2 separate regions of the Mus musculus genome follow, and region 2 is linked to region 1. Evidence: chromatin loops called from intact Hi-C (ENCODE). Cell type or tissue: left cerebral cortex. All regions are shown on one strand. Links, peaks and the distances in the headings refer to the core of each region. The heading gives the core; the rest is flanking DNA. Region 1 overlaps Fchsd2 (FCH and double SH3 domains 2). Region 2 has its middle 47 kb from the start of Fchsd2.

Region 1 (4,393 bases), core at 313-4,312:
GCTATAAGAGATCCATTCACCCCTACAATGAAGCCAGGTATGATGGAGCATGTCTGTAATACCAGCACTCAGGAGGCTGAGTCAGGAGAACTGCTTTAAGTGTGATTTCAGTCTAGGCTACAGGGTGACACTTGGTAGCACATGGCTATATAGTTGAGTTCAGGCCAGTCTGGGCTACATGAACCCCTGTAACAATCAATCAATCAATCAAAACACAACCCCCAAAACAAACATAACAAGAAATAATCAACAAAATCCACCCCAATGAGACACTACTCCATTTTCATTAGTGTCTTTATCATAAGGAAAACAGAGCATGTATTGCTAAGAATGTAGCAAAGCTGGAACCTTATACACCAGTAGTGGGACTGTAAATAGCACATCTGCTGTGAAAAATGGTAAGTTTCCTTAATAAATTAAAAATAGGAGTATACAAAAATTTCCTGGGTATACACCTAAAGAAATGAAAACAAAGACTAAAACAGATGTTTGCAAATTCATGTTCACAGCAGCAATATTACAACAGCCTAAGTTCCACTACTAAAGGGATAGGTAAATAAGACAGTATACACAGATAATGGATATTACTCAGTCTTAAAAAGGAAGGAATGCTGCCTGACACATGCTACCAAATGGATGTACTTTAAAGACATTGTGCTAAATAAGTAAGCCATCACAAAAAGATAAACCAACTCCATTTCTAGGAAGCGTGAAGAGCAGTCAAAGTCCTAGCAGCACAGCCTTTATTGGGACTGAAGGTGGCTCATGGGAGTTACTGTTTACTGGGTACAGAGGTTTAGTTTTCATTCAGTTGTTTGAGACAGAGTATCACTATATATACTAGCCTGGCCAGAAATGTATGCATTTCAGGCTGGTCTCAACTTAGAATTCTTTGCTTCTTTCTTTTGAGTACATAGATTATTCGTAAGGCCACCATGACCAGTGAAATTTTTCATTTTTTAAAAAGATGTATTTTATTTTTAATTGTGTATGTGCAGAGAGGCCAGAGGTATTGAGTTCCAGGTGGATGCTAGCCTCCTGTTGTAGTGCTGGGAAATGGGTTCTCTGCAAAAGCAGGACAAACATTTTTTTTTTTTTTGGAGGGTGTGATAGTTTATTTAAAAAACAGAAACAACAAAATAAAACAACAACAGTAACAAATAAAACGGTGCCACACTGATCGTGTGACCAGAATACGTACGTAATGGCTTTTCTCTTGGGTATTAACATTTCAGTATGCTTAGATACTGAAATGCTTCAATAGGACCAAGAACGTTAGAGAGTAAGGATGGACAAACATTCTTAATTACTGAGCTATCTCTCTGGTCCCTTAAACATATTTTATATATTCAGAAGACCTTTCTTTCATACTCTAGGGAAAGTTAGACATTTCACTGTATTACACAAAACACTCAGATATTTATAAAAATGGGTAGAACAAGTTTCCAAAAATATATATGGAATGCTAACATGTGCTGTGCTTTGGTACTGGGAATCAGTCCAGAGAACTTTCTCTTGCCAGCATGGACTGATACTAAACATTCCTTTACCTTCTGTTTTTAGTTCATGTCTGATTCTCACGGAAAGGACTAGAAGGCTTTAGTGACAACAGGGATGTCAGATGCTTTGTGTGGTTCTAGAGGATTTTTAAAGTATCTTAGACTAATCTCTTCCTTTTCCCTCTTCATTGTTCTCATGGTTTCTTGACCCAGCCTATCTAAAATCCCACTCTTCCTTACTCTCTTATCTAAGGACTACACTCTCAACCCTTCTTTCTTCAATCAAAACAATTCTTCTTAGCCATACTTACATTTTTCCTTTCTTAAATGTTGTAAAAAGCTTACTCTTCCTGCAAAGGCAGTAAGAAGAACCCTGTGTGAGTTTCTGTAGCGGCTGTCTTCTGCTACGAGCTCTGGGGTTCTCCCAGACAGGAAGCAGTGACTGACTGGCTGGAGGTGAATACTGACTGTATCACTTACTTGCTGTGTGTGACCCTGGGCAAGTCATCTGGTTCCTAAACTTTAGTGATCTCAACTCTCTTTTGAAGACAACTATTTTTCTAATGAAGACAAGTACTTTTTCACAGGGCTATCAGAAGGATTAAAGGAGGTAATGCATCTTAAACCCCATACACTTGGCAAATGGGAGGTACTCAGTCCATCATTATCTTTTGCTGGTTTTATGAGGCACAGAGAGTCAGATGAAGAATTTGTTGACACCCAACACAGAGGAAAGCAGCTACTTGCAGAAAACTGATTAGCAGAACCTCTGAACTCTACTTGCAGAGCACAGGACCTTACTCCAAGCACTAAGTAGATAATATATAAACTTCTGTTCAAAGCAAGATGGAATACTAAGGACCAGATTTGAATTTCATGCCAGAAACAATTTTAAAAAATTTGTTGTGGGCCTGTAAAATGGATCTGTGGGTAAAGGTACTTGCCACCTCCTGCAAGCTGTCCTTTGACCTCTATTTGATTAATTTAGTATGCCCTACCACCAATAAATAAATGTAATAACATAAAATATGGTCAAAAATTTAAAAGTTTTCAAGACATAGGCCATTAAGCAATGAAAGACAGTAGTGTCTGGGGAATGGAAAAGTCTGCACAACTTATGCTCAGAAGAAGTTTCCAAGCTGAGGACAGTGTGCCCTCTGAATTGAGTGGAACATGGAGATCATGCAGGCCAAGGTGGCTAGGGTTTATAGCACAGTAACAAGGAGAGCAGAAAGAGATCCTGAGAAATCTGCAGAGCCTCAAGTCTTCAGCTGAGTAGTGTATGTGCATGAACAGAGTAGCTGAAGCCAGAAATAGAACCATCTAGAAGGACAAGAGAAACGTATCTCTAGAACTCACACAGGTTTGGGACACGACTTGTATTCCCTAAGGCATAGCGCATCACAGAGCAGTAAGAATATGGAAGACATAGGCAGTGCCATCAGCCAACAAGATGTAACTGCATTTGTAGAACACAGCATTCAAGAGCAGCAGAATGCACACTCTTTATATATCACACACTGGGTCACAAAAGAAGTCTCAGTAAATTTCAAAGAACTGAAGTATGTTACTGATCTACAACATAAGTGAATTAGAAATCTAAAGTGGAAATATATCTAGAAAGCTTCTACAAATTTTCAACATTCAAAAATTCAAGGGCTGAAAAACCAGTCAGAAAGCATCTTGAACTGAATGATGACACAGTAGCAAAACTGTGCAAAGAGCCTACAGATGTATGTAGCAGGAATGTTTACCAAATGCCTCCACCAGAAAAGGGAAAATGTCTAAAATCAACATCCCTAGCTTCTACCTGAAGAAAAAAAAAATCATAAAAGAGCCAATTAAATCCAAATTAAGCAGGAGAAAGGAAATAATTAAAATCTAAGCAGAAATTAATAAAACAGGAAAACAATAACAACAAAAAAGCAATGAAACCAAAAGTTTGCTAACTGTAGAAAGCCATCTATTTGATGAACTTCCATTAGAACAGAATGATGGGGGTGGGGAGAAGAGGACACAAAACATACAGGAATAAGAGGGGTGACTGATATCACTAAAGACACTCTACATATTCAAAGAATAGCCAAGAATATTATAAGCAACTTTATGCCAGTAACTTTGGTAAGTTGGATAGAACAAAGAATTTTTTTTACAACAAACTCCAAATAAAATGATCAAAGTCTATTTAAAGGAGAACAGCCTTGGTGTTGATTATCCGCAAACCTGGCAGAGGAAGGAAGAACAGTCAGGGCCAGCCTGGTTTACAAAGTGAGTTCTAGGCCAGCAAGGGCTATAAATGGAGATCCTGTCTCAGAAAGTCAGCCTTTTCCCAGCACTTTTTACACTTTTAATTTTGAGACAGGGTTTCAATAAATTGTCCAGGCTGGCCTTGAGCTCATTGGCTATTACAGATCTTAACTTGTGATCTTCCTGCCTCAGCCCTGCAAGGAGCTAAATTACAGACCTGTGTCACCAGGATTAGTTTCTTGAAACATTAACTATATATCCACTATACAGCATATTCAAAAGCATATGTTAGTAGTACATGCCCTATACAAATTCAAGACTTACAAAATTACAGTAATAGTCCAGAACAACCCAAATGCCCACCAACGAGTAGAAGGATAGCAAACATCTACAGCTATACAACACACTATTGTTCAGCAATGAAAATGGTCAGCATACAACAACACTTGTGATCCTCAAAATCATTACAAAATCATTTTTTTTTTTTTGTTTTTTGGTTTTTCGAGACAGGGTTTCTCTGTGTAGCCCTGGCTGTCCTGGAACTCACTTTGTAGACCAGGCTGGCCTCGAACTCAGAAATCGGCCTGCCTCTGCCTTCCAAGTGCTGGGATTAAAGGTGTGTGCCACCATGCCTGGCTTACACTGAG
Region 2 (4,393 bases), core at 112-4,111, 210 kb after region 1:
CCAACAAACGTGAGACATCTGCAAGGCTGTTATCAGCTTATCGGCAATTCCTTCAAGTATGATCTCTTTCTATGCTTAAGGAAGTGCGTGTGCGTGTGCGTGTGCATGTGTGTGTGTGTGTGATTGTTGTTTTGGGTTTTTGAAACAAGGTTTCTTTTTTGTGTATCCCCGGTGTCCTAGTACTTGTTCTGTAGACCAGGCTGACCCGGAACTCAAAAAATCTGCGTGCCTCTGCCTCCTGAGTGCTGGACTTAAAGGCACAGGCCACCATTGCCTACTTAAGGCAGTTTTGTTTGTTTACATTTTGTTTCTGAGACCATTATAGCCAACATTAAAAGGTGCTGGTTAAAGAGCTTTGTGCTAGCTCATCCCTCTGTCAGCTGAGCTGCAACTCCAGACCTCCTTTGTGATTAAATCAGTGATGGCTGATATGAAGGAGCCTGTGGGACCCTGGCAATTTTAGGGTCCCCAGCAACAACTCAGAGGCTTACAAGGGCAGGACCTTTGTCCTGAAGCATGATTAGTTCAAGGTTCAGAGAAGGGAATTGTTGGGTACAGTCCACAGGGTGCTCTGGAGGACTTCCTGTCCGCTGCTTCAGAGGAGATTCAGAGCCCAGGGCCTGATCTCTGACAGTACCATCAGGCTGCCACAAGCCGTCTGGCCTGGCTTGGGTGGGTGTTTTCCTGAGACAGAGGCTAGGCCAGACACTTCAAATACCCTCTCAGCATCTCTGTCCCTCAGATGTGAATTACCAACTCTCTTGGCAGAGGGGGAAACTGAGGCTTCCTGGGGTAGAGAAGCTAAGCCTTGAAGATGGACTCTGGGCTTTTTTTTTTTTTTTTTTTTTTTTTTTGGTTTTTGGTTTTTGGTTTTGGGAAACAGGGTTTCTCTGTGTAGCCTGGCTGTCCTGGAACTCACTCTGTAGACCAGGCTAGCCTCAAACTCAGAAATTCGCCTGCCTCTGCCTCCCAAATGCTGGGATTAAAGGCATGTGCCACCATGCCCGGCTAGAATCCAGGCATAATTAACAAAGTCACCACAGGCTGGACACCGTGGTCTGCTCTGAGCTCCCTTAGGTGGCCTGAAGGAGAAACCTCCCAGGGCTGGATGCCTTTCTGGTTGTGAAGATGGGCCTTCAAAGCTTATGTGAAGTTTTTTAGCCAGGAGGATTCCAGGAAGGCTGACAGAGGAGAGTAAGCCATTGGACACCGGCCTGTGTGCTTCACACCCTCTGGACTTGAAGCAAAGTTCTGGCTCCTGTCTGGGCCCAGGGCGGGTTGTTTAGGAGCTGGGTCTGGCTGCAGATCAGAAAACAGGGCCCACCCTGCCCTAGAAGCTGGGCCTGCGGGTGAGTCCAAGCTAAACCACCACACAAGGGTCCATTGTGGTCTCTCCACCCGGCCCTGGGTTCTGCCAGCCCTTCCGGCTCCCGGAAAATGTTTTCCTTCTGGCAACTCCAGGGCAGCCTGCCCTTAGCCAAGATGCTGACTGGCCACACCTCTTGCCTTTCTCAATCAGCAGAGATTCTGGGGACTGGTAGCCCAGAGTGCTGGGGCTAGTCTGCGTGTCACACACAGGGTCCCTAAAGCTTGGGGAAATGAGCACACCAGGGCTAGATTCAGAATCAGAACCTTGTACTTCGTAGCCATGTTTTCCAACAAGGAGGGAGGTAAGAGGGTTTGTACCAGATAGGGGAGTAGCGTCTCCTCAGAAAGACTTAGGTGGCATTCTGAAAGAAATAACGATATTCATGCCATTTTCTGGGAAAGTTAGGTCCCCCAGGAAACAGCTGGGATAGCCTGCGGGTTACCCACTTCTTCTGGCATCCAGCCTTGAAATGCTGAAATGTAAAACCAGGCGCCGAGTTCTGGTAGGATGGTTCAGTGGATAACGCTACTTGCTGCAAAGCCAACCAACCTGAGTTTGCTCCTCAGGACCCGAAGGATGGAAGAAGAACCAACTCCTGAAAGTTGTCATTTGGCGGGTGGAGTGGGGTTGGGGAAGTGGGAGGTGGAGAGAGAGAGAGAGAGAGAGAGAGAGAGAATGAGAATAAACCAGGCATGGATGCGTTGCGTGGGATGATGTTTCATGGGGTGATGTTGCGAGGACAAGCAGGATTGGAATTTGAGGTTTCATCGCTGGCTGCCGGGACCAGAGGCTCCGGGTTCTGGGTTTCCTCGACTCTTTCACGGGCAGACAGCGCCACCTGGGGTCCAATCCATGGGACTTGAATCCCTCTGGAGATCCCACTCAGAACTCTCTGGGGATAGAAGGAATGAGCTGGGCACTGGGGATAAAAATGCTAAGATGGGTCACCAGCAGCTCTACTGGAGTCACCCACGGAAGTTCGGCCAGGGTTCCCGCTCTTGCCGCGTCTGCTCTAACCGCCACGGTCTGATCCGCAAATACGGGCTGAACTTGTGCCGCCAGTGCTTCCGGCAGTACGCGAATGACTAAGGACTAAGTTGGACTAAGCGACCTTGAATGGATTGTTCGACTGATTACCAAGCAGAACCAATCATGCTAGTCTTTGTGCACAAAGAATAAAAATGTGAAGAACTTAAAAAAAAAAAAAAAAGCTATTCCATGCAGGCAGGCCGGAGGCGCAATAGTAGAGGCCGCAGGCACAATAGTAGAGGACCACTCTACTGGATGAGAATCAGGGATGCTTTGATGGGGACCTGCAGGGTAGAGGTCACGGATTTGGAGTTAAACCTTTGTCTTGCAAGAGTGAATGGTACTCAGTTCAGGAACAGGCTGTGAAACCCATGGAGAGCTTGGTGCGTTGGCAAATGCTGGTAACAGCATTAGGCAAGTAGAGGAAGGAGGATAAGGAGGCCAAGTTTGTAACAAGCTATGTTGGAAGTTCGAGGTCAGCCTGAGCCGCGTGAGACTCCGTTGGTGACTCCGTGTGTGAGAACACTGGACAAGCATGAAGACCTAGGTTCAGATTCCATCACTAAGTTTTTTTGGTTTTGTTTTTAACATAGGTCTCTGTTGCTATGATGAAATACCACGACTTGGGAAGGAAAGGGTTTCTTTTTTTTTACAGCTTACAGCACTTCATTGGAAGGAAGTTGGGGCAGGAACTAAAGCAGAAACCACAAAGAAATGTTGTTTCCTGGCTTGCTCGGCAGGGGCTTGCTCGCTGCTTTCTTATACCACCAATGCCCGTTTGCCCAGGAATGGCCCTGCCCCATTGGGCTGGGTCATCCCATGTCAATCATTAATTGCCTACAGACAATAGGATGGAGGTATTTTACCAACTAAGATTCCTCTTCCCAGATAACTCCAGCTTGTGTCAAGTTGATAAAAACCCCTCAAGCTGGAGTTATCTATATCTAGCCTATAACCCTAGCTTCTGGGAGGTAGAAGCAAAAGGATCCCTGGGGCTTGCCCATCAGTGAGAAACCCTGTCTGGAAAGGCTTAGGACATTCTTCTGCGTTCTCCTCGGGCCTCCCTGCAAGTGCAAGGACACGTGCACCCATGCTCTCACATACAAGTCTACCAGATTAACACACCTCACCACACAGATGCTCAAACATAAGCATTCTTAAAGCATGGAGAAGGCATTGTGAGTGTAAATGTGGCTGCTTTGATTTTACTTTTGTATTTGTGCTAAGAATCAAATAACTTTACCAAGAACTCCCACACACACACCTCTCTTCCACCACCACCCTGCCCCCCCCCCCCGCCTTCCCCCCTCCTCTCCCTGCCTCCCCCTTCTTCCTTTTCCATTTGTTGCTGTTGTTTTCAAAACAAGGTTTCTCTGTGTAGCCCTGGCTGTCCTGGAACTCACTCTGTAGACCAGGCTGGCTTCAAACTCACAGAGATCTGCCTGCCTCTGCCTCCCAAGTGCTGGGATTAAAGGAGTATGCCATCACCACCTGGCTCTCTTCCTTCTTTTAAAATGAAAACAGTTGCTTACTTTATTTCTCCATCTAAACTGGCATTTAGCTTTATAAATTTTATGTGCGTGCACACACCTGCTTCTCAGTATGTATGTCATGTGCTTGCAGGTGCCCTCAGAGGCCAGGAGAACCTGGGTTCTCTGCAAGAGCAGCAAATGCTCTTAGCCACTAAGCCATCTCTCCAGCCCCATACACGAGCACTTTTTTTACCTCTCATTTTTCTCTGTTCACTGAAGAAAATTCATAAAATAGGAGTATGTATATATCTATATATATGTATATGTATATGTATGCATATATATATATGCAATCTGTCACCCTACACCTTAACTTCCTGCTGCTGGTATTACGGTATTAATCGTCCATCCGAATTTTCAGTTCTCCTTTCACAGACTCAGGCCACCCCTTCTTTAGAAGCTCAATATGCAGATGATTCTGTGCATCCACAGACTTTGACTTCTTGCCACTATTCCCTAGACA

Evidence for each region. Peaks named below come from ENCODE experiments on the same cell type or tissue, not always from the same donor. Only the 100,000 strongest peaks of a DNase experiment are listed, where the experiment ranks them.
Region 2: it touches region 1 in a loop (3-fold over the local background); 4 of 42 quality-filtered maps call a loop at or near these places.

What each region holds. Positions count from the first base shown.
Region 1 is chr7:101,265,192-101,269,584 of GRCm38, reverse strand. The region is part of intron 13 of Fchsd2 (FCH and double SH3 domains 2); the gene reads right to left. LOC115486538 (a long non-coding RNA gene) reads left to right here. Exons shown (of 2, transcript XR_003946843.1): 2 at 1-4,393. Among named protein-coding and RNA genes, the nearest start is that of Gm50587, 8.8 kb to the right of the region's middle. In left cerebral cortex, for the core only: no CTCF peak of the experiment used is centred there; DNase peaks (open chromatin) are centred at 1,517 and 1,861; H3K27ac peaks cover 960 bases.
Region 2 is chr7:101,059,391-101,063,783 of GRCm38, reverse strand. It overlaps the pseudogene Gm5735. Among named protein-coding and RNA genes, the nearest start is that of Fchsd2, 47 kb to the left of the region's middle. In left cerebral cortex, for the core only: a CTCF peak has its summit at 2,210 (motif pointing left); DNase peaks (open chromatin) are centred at 1,380 and 2,195; H3K4me3 peaks cover 287 bases.